3 separate regions of the Homo sapiens genome follow, and regions 2 and 3 are each linked to region 1. The links are chromatin contacts, found by Hi-C or POLR2A ChIA-PET in ENCODE. All regions are on one chromosome and are shown on one strand. Each heading gives the region's core, a stretch centred on a gene start or an enhancer-like site at or near the end of the contact. The rest is flanking DNA. Distances are from core to core; before and after follow the strand shown.

Region 1 (2,683 bases), core at 118-2,617:
GAAGCCTAGCAGGCATGCTAACGCTCAAATCAAGAGCTCTCCAGCAGAGCTCATACCTCCTGGAGCCTGTGGATCAATGGGAAAGCCAACTAGAGAAGAATCCAGTCAGAAATGAGAGCACTGCCAAGTAGGAGTCAGGCAGTCTCCGAATACAGTGGGTCTGCAGAAAACAGAGAGGCAGCTGTGGTTGGTGCAACTGAGAAAGGCATTCTGGCAAAGGTGGCCCTGGAGCTGGGCTGGGAACCATGTGTGCTTGGCTATCTGGAGAGGAGGATGGGGGCTTTGCGGTAGGGCAGAAGGCTAAGCCTAGTGGCTGGTGTGGGTTCCCAGGGGTGGGAGTCCAGCCCAGGCCAGGCAAGTAGGATTGGCAGGGAGGGGAGCCTGTTGAGTGGAGGCTGATGGCCAGCAAGGTTAGGATCTGAGCTTGGCAACTTTTGGAGGCCAAGCAGACATGCAGATGAGGCCTTCTGCAGACAGGTGCATGAACCCCAGGAGCATGGGGCGAGGGCCAGTCCAGACAGAAATATGCAGATGCCCCAAGAGAAGCGAAGGGTGCTTTGGCAAGAATGTGGCTTCACCATTATTAGCAGTGTGACCACAGAGGAGCTCTGTGACTTCTCGGAGCCTGCCTTGCTACTGTTTGAAACGATGGTTGTGTAGTTACGGAGACACCGCCTGTGTGAGATAGGAAGGGTATTGAGGTTCTGGAGCGGGGAGGAGAAGGTTTCTTTTGTGGTCTGGCAAGCCCACCCCTGATTCTGCGTCTTGCCTGCCCTACAGGCCTGCTCTGTGCAAAGCATGCAGGCTTAGGGGTGGGGGCCGCAGTACCAGGCAGCATCCTGGCCCAGCTCAGCCAGGACCTCTGTGCCATCTGACATGTCATTTCCACTCTCTGGGTCTGGTTAAGCATGTGAAACAGGGAGAAAATATATACTGCCCAGTTCCATAGGCATGGCCGGGAGTAGTGAACAGGATTCAGAGGGCCACCTTTTCCAGCCTTGTATCAAGAACCTTTCCTATGATTAGTACTGAAGACATTGGAATGGGCAGACTTGGGAGGGTCCAGCGGACACTGGTGAGAACTTGGTGGTGGGGATTTGAGCATCAGATGGAGAGAGGACCAGTGCTCTCCAGGCACCTCCGTGACCTAAGCATCAGGCTCAGGGAGCGTTTGCTCAGGGAAAGAACAGCCTTTGTTCTTAACACTAACTTCCCTTGACCCCTGACTTTCTTTCTAAGCTCCTTGCTGGGGCTCCTGGTAGCTCTCTGGCCTGGGCACGCCACCCCTTTGCCAACCTGGCCCTGGCCTCTGGGGTGCACACCTGTTGCTCGTTCCTGACTCTTTGCTGCCCTCTGGTGGCCTCCAGTCACTCTGCCACAGCAGGAACACAGACTTGACCCTGGGGAATCCTAGACACAGCTACGATGAAATGCAGGTGGCCATTCACTTGTTCATTCATTCATTCTCCATACATTTCCTAAGAGACCCTTGGTGCCAATTGTGGGCTAGGGGTGGAGCTGCCGACACAGCCCCTGCCCTCAGGGAGCTCACAGTCTAGTTGGAGAGATGGATATAAAAAAATCCTGATGTGCTAATGTTAAGAGCTAAGACCTAGGAATCTATAAAGTGTGGGGAAATGCAGGTGAGGGGGACCACTGAGTCTGCTGAGGCAATGGGGTGGAGTGGGAGAAATCAGGGAAGACTTCTCAAAGGAGGTCATTTGAGCTGGACCTTGAAGAGTGAGTTTGCCAGTCTGTGAAGCTGGAGGGATATTGTTGGGTAAGGGACCAGTGCGTGAGAAGCCCCAGGGGAACCAGAGAACATGGGCATCAGGGAGGGAGCTGGGAGTGACCAAAGCCTTGTGGGGCTGGTGGGAGATGAGCTGGAAGGGAAGGCTGGATCTAGGGAAGAAGGGTCCCAGTCACACCCACACCTCAGCCCTGGAAACCTCTGGGCATGAGGCTGAGCATCCAATAGCCTTGCAGAGGGCAGGCTCTGCCCAGGCAGATGTGGAGAGCCAGGGTTGCCTGTTGCCTGTGCCCTCATAGGGTGGGGGGACGAGGGGTCTAGAATGAGGTGGTCTGGACAGTCTATGTGACTAAAGCTCCAGGAACCCTGCACGGAAGTGATGCTGGGAGTGAGGAGAAACTGATACACACATGTAGGCTTTCTCAGCTCTTGCCTGCATTTGGGAAGAAAAGAATTACAAAAGCCTCAGAGATGGAAAGGACTCTGGGGACATGAAGGTCCTACTTGAATTTAGGAGACCTAGGTTCTGATTCTAGCTGCCAGATACTCACAGCATGACCTTGAGACATGACCTTGGGACTCCCTGCTCTCTCTTAAAGCAGGAGGCAGGGCCTGGGGAGGCTGGGCTGAATGCACCCCAGGGGGTTTTCTGCTCCTGCCATTCAAGGTTTCTAAGTCAGTGATGTTTATCCCTGCTCATAACAGCTCCTGACCGAACTGGAGGGCTCCCTAAGCCCTGCCACCTCTGTTCTAAGCAAGCAGAAAGTGCTTCCAAGTTCCCTTCAGATCTGGGGCTGTGAATAATAAGACAGTGGCCCTGGGCTGTCATGTATAATCTGGTAATCACTTCCAAGGGCTGGACTGAAGGAGAAGAGCCTGAGGACTTGTTAACCTTACACACTGCTCCCATGTCTCGATCGGGAAGGCCCAGAA
Region 2 (2,683 bases), core at 86-2,585, 200 kb before region 1:
ACTTTCCACCTCAGCCTCTCTCCACATACACAGCATTTCTCTTTCTAATTGAAGCTGTCTCTACTCCCCATTTCTCCTTTTTTTCTTTTCTTTTCTTTTCTTTTTTTTTTTTTTTTCGACACAGTATCTCACTCTGTCACTCAGGCTGGAGTGCAGTGGTGTAAACACAGCTCACTGGCACCTCAACCTCCTGGGCTCAAGAGATCTTCCCACCTGAGCCTCCCAGGAAGCTGGGACTACAGGCGTGCATCACCACACTGCACCTGGCTAATTTAAAACTATAAACATTTTGTAGAGATGGGATCTCGCCGTGTTAACCAGGCTGGTCTTGAATTCCTGTCTCAAGCAGTCCTCCCGCCTCAGTGTGAACCACAGTGCCCAGCCCCTACTTCTTGAAATCATGGGTGACAGCATGCACAAATATCCTGAAGTCTTTCTTACAGAGTATTTTCTAAAGAGACCAACATTTATTTGAGAAGGGAAGCACCTGTTCTTCCCACGGCAGTGGTAGTAGGACAACAATGCGCAGCTGAATTGGGATGAGGGGCCAGGACAAAGCAGAAATCTGCTGCAGAGAGCAGGAAAGATATTCTGTAGCAGGATCTGGGCAAGCGGCACTCATCCATATCCTTTGCATTGCAAAGAGAGGAGCTACCTCCTTCCTTTTTATTTTCCAGTTTATTGGTGGCTCCTAGAACCTCTGAGAACTAACTGATTTTGACCTCTTAACAGTTGCCTTTCAACTACCATTCATTTACTGCAAGCCTACTGTGTAACAGGCCCTTGCTAACCACTTCAGATATATTGTCTCTTGTCCAGCTTCAAGTGACTCTCTTAGGGAGGGATTAGCCTCACCTCACTAGTATGGAAATGGAGACTTGGAGTAATCAAGTGACTTGCTCTGAATTACACAGCTGGGAAGTGGTGAAGCTGGAATTCAACTCAAGTTATGTCTAGATCTAAAACTCATGCTCTTTTCTATGCTCAAAGCTGCATATCAAAACTGAACTTTAGCATGGAGTCTATGATGACTGGCTCATGTCTCTCCACCCAGCACCTAGCCCAAGGCCAAGCACAGAGAAGGCTCACAGTGGACACTTTTGGAATGAGTAGATTTTTTATGGAATGGTTGGTAAATGAAGGCCTGGGCACGGTGTGAACAGTGTTGTGGGACAGCAGAGGAGGGGGTAGTGGCTGATTAGGGGACGTGGAGAAGCCTCTGCAGAGGAACAGAAATGAGTGAGGCCTGGAGAAATAAGTAGTCAGACAAAGACGGACAATTCAGCATTCTCACAGCAAAGACCACTAACAGGCAATTCACAGAACAGGAAACCCAAAGGCCGTGAATAGGTGCTCTGCATCACTAACAGTCAGAAAAATGCAAATTATCTCATGCACAGTAGATGAGAATACAAACTGGAAAAGTGTGTTAGGAGAGCTATTTAATAGCATCTATCACAATTATAAATGAGGTATGTTCTTAAATGTGTGTACAAACATTGTGATAGAAAAAATGGAAATATTCATTAGTAGGGAACAAACTAAACAAGAACACATTTATACCATTTAAAAATATTATGCCACGTTTGGCTGGGCACAGTGGCTCACACCTGTAATCCTAACACTTTGGGAGGCTGAGGAGGGCAGATTGCCTGAGCCCAGGAGTTTGAGACAAGCCTGGGCAACATAGCCAGAGGCAGTCTCTAGGGGAAAAAAAAAAATATATATATATATATATGTGTATATATATATATATATATATATATATATGCACACACATATGTGGCATATGTATATATATGTATATATATGTATATATATGTGTGTGTATATATATATACACATATGTGGCATATATATACATATATATATGCCATTTTTAAAAGAATAAAGGGAATCTGCATGCACTGACATGGAAAGATTGCCAAAGACGTACACTTAAATGAAAAAAGGTAAATTGCAGAGCAGTAAGGATATAGTGTTCTCATTTTATTATGTTTTTAAAGGGTACAAGTGTGCCTGTGTATAGATATGTGTGTATATAAGTGCATAGACAAAATACTAGATGAATACCAATCGTTAACAGTGGTTATTTACCTCTTAGGAGGGGAGTAGGAATGGAGGAGATTGAAGAATGACTTTCACTTTAAAAAGTGAGATGTGATTCATTGAGAAAAACAGCACATTACTTCTATGGCATTCACATCAAAAGTGCGTAACTTGAATATAACCATGAGGTACACTCTAAAAATACTGGACTTATCTCTTCAAAACTGTCAGTGGCAGGAAATGCAAAGAAAGACCGAGGAACTGTACCGCATTAAAGGAACAATTGGCAACATCCAGATCTAGGTTAGAGGACAGTACTGCATTAACATTATTTCCCCAATTTTTATATTTACATTGTGGTTATGTAAGAGAATGTCTTGGTTTTATTTTTCAGGTCGAGCACACTGAACTACCTGGAGTAAAGGGGCATCATGTCTGAAACTGATGCTTAAGTGGCTCAGAAAAAAAATTCTGGGAGCTAGAGGGAGAGAGAGACAGAGGAGTGTGGTAAAAAGTTAACATTTTGGGGATCTGCGTAAAGGTATATGAGGATTCTTTGTACAGATTTTGCAATTTTTCTCCAAATGTGAAATTATGTCAAAATATAAAATTAAAAGACAAAATTAAAAGAATG
Region 3 (2,683 bases), core at 58-2,557, 140 kb before region 1:
CCATTGGAGGTGGCCATCCCAAAGCTGACCCAAACGGTGGGTTGAATGGGGTCTTCCTTCTTCTATTCCAGCACCGTGGCCAAGGGGTGGGGAGTACAAGTGGCACTCCCAGCTTAGAGGGGCAGCTCTATTTAGTACCAACTGGTTGGGTCATGTGAGAACGTGAGGCCAGTATTGTTGGGTGTTCTGATTTTTCAAGAGAAGCTAGAATTCAGATATTTATGAAAAATCTCCCAACTTAAAAATATTAGCAACTAAGTCAAATAAAAACAAATATACTGTGCAGGCTAACAAAACTTGTCCCGGGCTGGAGGTGGCCCTGGGGAAGATGTTTTGTTAGTTCTGCTCTTAATTCTAATTTTGGTAGCAGGCCTTCTGAGATTGTTTATCCATTTCCTCTTTCTTTTTTTTTTTTTTTTTTTGTTTTTTTGAGACAGGGTCTCACTCTGTCACCCAGGCTGGAGTGCAGAGGCACAATCATGGTTCACTGCAACCTTGATCTCCCAGGCTCGGGTGATCTTCCCACCTCAGCTTCCCAAGTAGCTAGGACTACAGGTGCCACCACCATGCCTGGCTAATTTTTTGCATTTTTTGTAGAGATAGGGTTTCATCGTGTTGCCCAGGGTGGTCTCGAACTCCTGGACTCAAGTGATCCACTCACATCGACCTCTATCTGTGTCCTCTTTCTTCTCCACAACAGTCACAGGCCTGGGTGCCACCTGTGGGGCCCCTTGCAGCTTGGCACAGTTGGACCCCTGGGTTTTGAATTCTCGGCATAGCTGATGGCCCAAGCTTCTTACTGCACTGATGGCAGTTTGATCAGTGCCATAGATGTGGGTGTTTCTTCAGCCTTATCTTCCTGTTTCCTTTTTCAAGGCACCATGATTTTCTCTTTCACTGTAATTTTGTGAGGACTGGTGGTGGGGCGGGGGGCGTGGGATGATGGTGAGAAGCCTAGCCTTTCAAAGAAGGAAGAGTGATGTTTCCATGGGATCCTTAAATGCCACAAAGTCCCTCAGAGTTTTAAACCTCAAATTCTAAGTGGGTTTGAAATCCAAATAGCTTTTATGCCTCACATAGGAAGTATTTAGCAGAGGGACCGCGCTTCCTTTGAATGTGGCTTAAAGTAAAGTGCTGGGGCATGGGGGCTGGGAGTCTGGGCTGACTCGCTGTGCAATTCTGGGCAAGTCATTTGAGCATCTTGGGTTTTAGTTTCCTTATTCATAGGAAGAGTTTGATGCTGAGCTCCTTTCTCTGTTGGAACGTCTAGTGTGCTCTGCAGTACGGCAGCCAGGGTCCTGCTCACGCTCAGCAGGTAAGGGACGGGCAATTTGGTGTGACTGCCAACTCAGCCCAACTGTCCCTGGCTTAGAAAAGGTCCTGAGTGTGTTCTTATTGGATGAGTCTTGACAGCCTGTCATATTTAAAATTTAAAATTTGTTTAGAGTTGTTATGATTCAATTACAGTCTTGTTCTTCCCACTACAGTTTCTTCTCAGTGTAAGCTGATGCTCTTTGTTTTTACTTGGTGACTGCTAAAGGCAGATGAGCAAAATCTCTCACCCCTGGGGGCAGCTTCAGAGGCTTGCCTATAACTCTGAGATCCCCCTTTATAAAGGACAACCCTGATGCATTCTTAAAACAGTGTGAGAGTGGCTACCTTCCCCTCCCCAGCTTCCAAGGGGGCCACTTGTGCTTTATTATTATTATTATTTTTAATTTTTATGGGTGCATAGTAGGCATATATATATATATTTATGAGTACATGAGATATTTTGGTACAGGTATGCAATGAGTAATAACCCACCATGAAAAATGGGGTATGCATCCCCTCAAACATTTATTCTTTGTGTTACAAACAACCCAATTACACTCTTTTAGTTATTTTTAAATGTACAGTTAAATTATTACTAACTATAGTATCCTCATTGTGCTATCAAATACTAGGTCTTATTCATTCTTTCTATTTTTTTGCACCCATTGAGCATCTTTACTCCCCCACCGCCCTCGCCTTGTGCTTTTTAAAGCAAATGTGAAAAATATGAATATTTTAAGACGGAAGCTAGTCATTAATCTTTACAAAGACACCACTGAAAATAACATCTTACATTTAAGGAGCACCTAGTATGTAGCTACCACTGTTTTAAGTAATTCATTAATTTAATCCTAATAGTAATCCTATGAGATAGAAATGATTCTTAGTCCCATTTGCAGATGAAGAGACTGAGGCATAGAGAGGTTAAGTAATTTACCCAAGGTCATGTAGCTGGTAAATTGTAAGAGGGATGGGATTCAAACTCTAGTGGTCTAGTTCCAGAGCCTGTACACTGTGCTACTGCAGCCTCTTAATGATTTATAACAATTGATAATGCTTTCCCAGTGATATTTATAACTATTTTAAAAGAAAATGAGGAAAACATAATTTTCTTTGCTTTTTTACATACAAATTTAATAGTCAGACAATGATTTGAAAAGTAAGGATTTTAAGCTGAACTACAGTGACTTTTTTGCCATATATTTATTTGTAACTATATTTATGTCTGGTATATCCATATATTGACATATCCAGCAATATCTCTGTAGACACATACACACAGAGAAAGTGACATACACAAAAATATAAACATTAGGTCAGATGCCAGCTTACTTCCAGGTGACCAAAAAGAGAACCTCACTCCCAGAAC

The links. Hi-C counts contacts between places; a loop is a spot of excess contacts on that map. ChIA-PET counts read pairs that join two places held with the same protein, here RNA polymerase II (POLR2A). Pooled maps may share reads with other maps.
Region 2: a map of Panc1 shows a loop between it and region 1 (2.9-fold over the local background). The contact joins two enhancer-like sites. A Hi-C loop is called at or near these places in 3 of 168 maps with a recorded cell type or tissue (Panc1, chondrocyte and transverse colon), 3 of 37 single-sample maps with no recorded cell type and 4 of 50 pooled maps. POLR2A ChIA-PET finds 5 or more read pairs at or near these places in 1 of 52 experiments (activated CD4-positive, alpha-beta T cell).
Region 3: a loop to region 1 is called in a map of left colon, with 4 times the contacts of the local background. The contact joins two enhancer-like sites. A Hi-C loop is called at or near these places in 4 of 168 maps with a recorded cell type or tissue (Caco-2, GM12878, endothelial cell of umbilical vein and 1 more), 9 of 37 single-sample maps with no recorded cell type and 8 of 50 pooled maps. POLR2A ChIA-PET finds 5 or more read pairs at or near these places in 3 of 52 experiments (A673, Panc1 and WTC11).

What each region holds. Positions count from the first base shown.
Region 1 is chr9:36,872,140-36,874,822 of GRCh38, reverse strand. All of the region lies in intron 8 of PAX5 (paired box 5), which reads left to right. Among named protein-coding and RNA genes, the nearest start is that of MIR4540, 9.2 kb to the right of the region's middle. Within about 2 kb of position 1,367, at least 2 of the 41 ENCODE cell types and tissues checked have a DNase peak (open chromatin) inside an H3K27ac peak, as active enhancers do.
Region 2 is chr9:37,073,628-37,076,310 of GRCh38, reverse strand. No RefSeq gene overlaps it. Among named protein-coding and RNA genes, the nearest start is that of PAX5, 41 kb to the right of the region's middle. Within about 2 kb of position 1,335, at least 3 of the 41 ENCODE cell types and tissues checked have a DNase peak (open chromatin) inside an H3K27ac peak, as active enhancers do.
Region 3 is chr9:37,008,868-37,011,550 of GRCh38, reverse strand. All of the region lies in intron 3 of PAX5 (paired box 5), which reads left to right. It overlaps LOC105376032 (a long non-coding RNA gene), which reads right to left. Exons shown (of 4, transcript NR_188579.1): 4 at 2,499-2,683. Among named protein-coding and RNA genes, the nearest start is that of PAX5, 24 kb to the left of the region's middle. Within about 2 kb of position 1,307, at least 2 of the 41 ENCODE cell types and tissues checked have a DNase peak (open chromatin) inside an H3K27ac peak, as active enhancers do.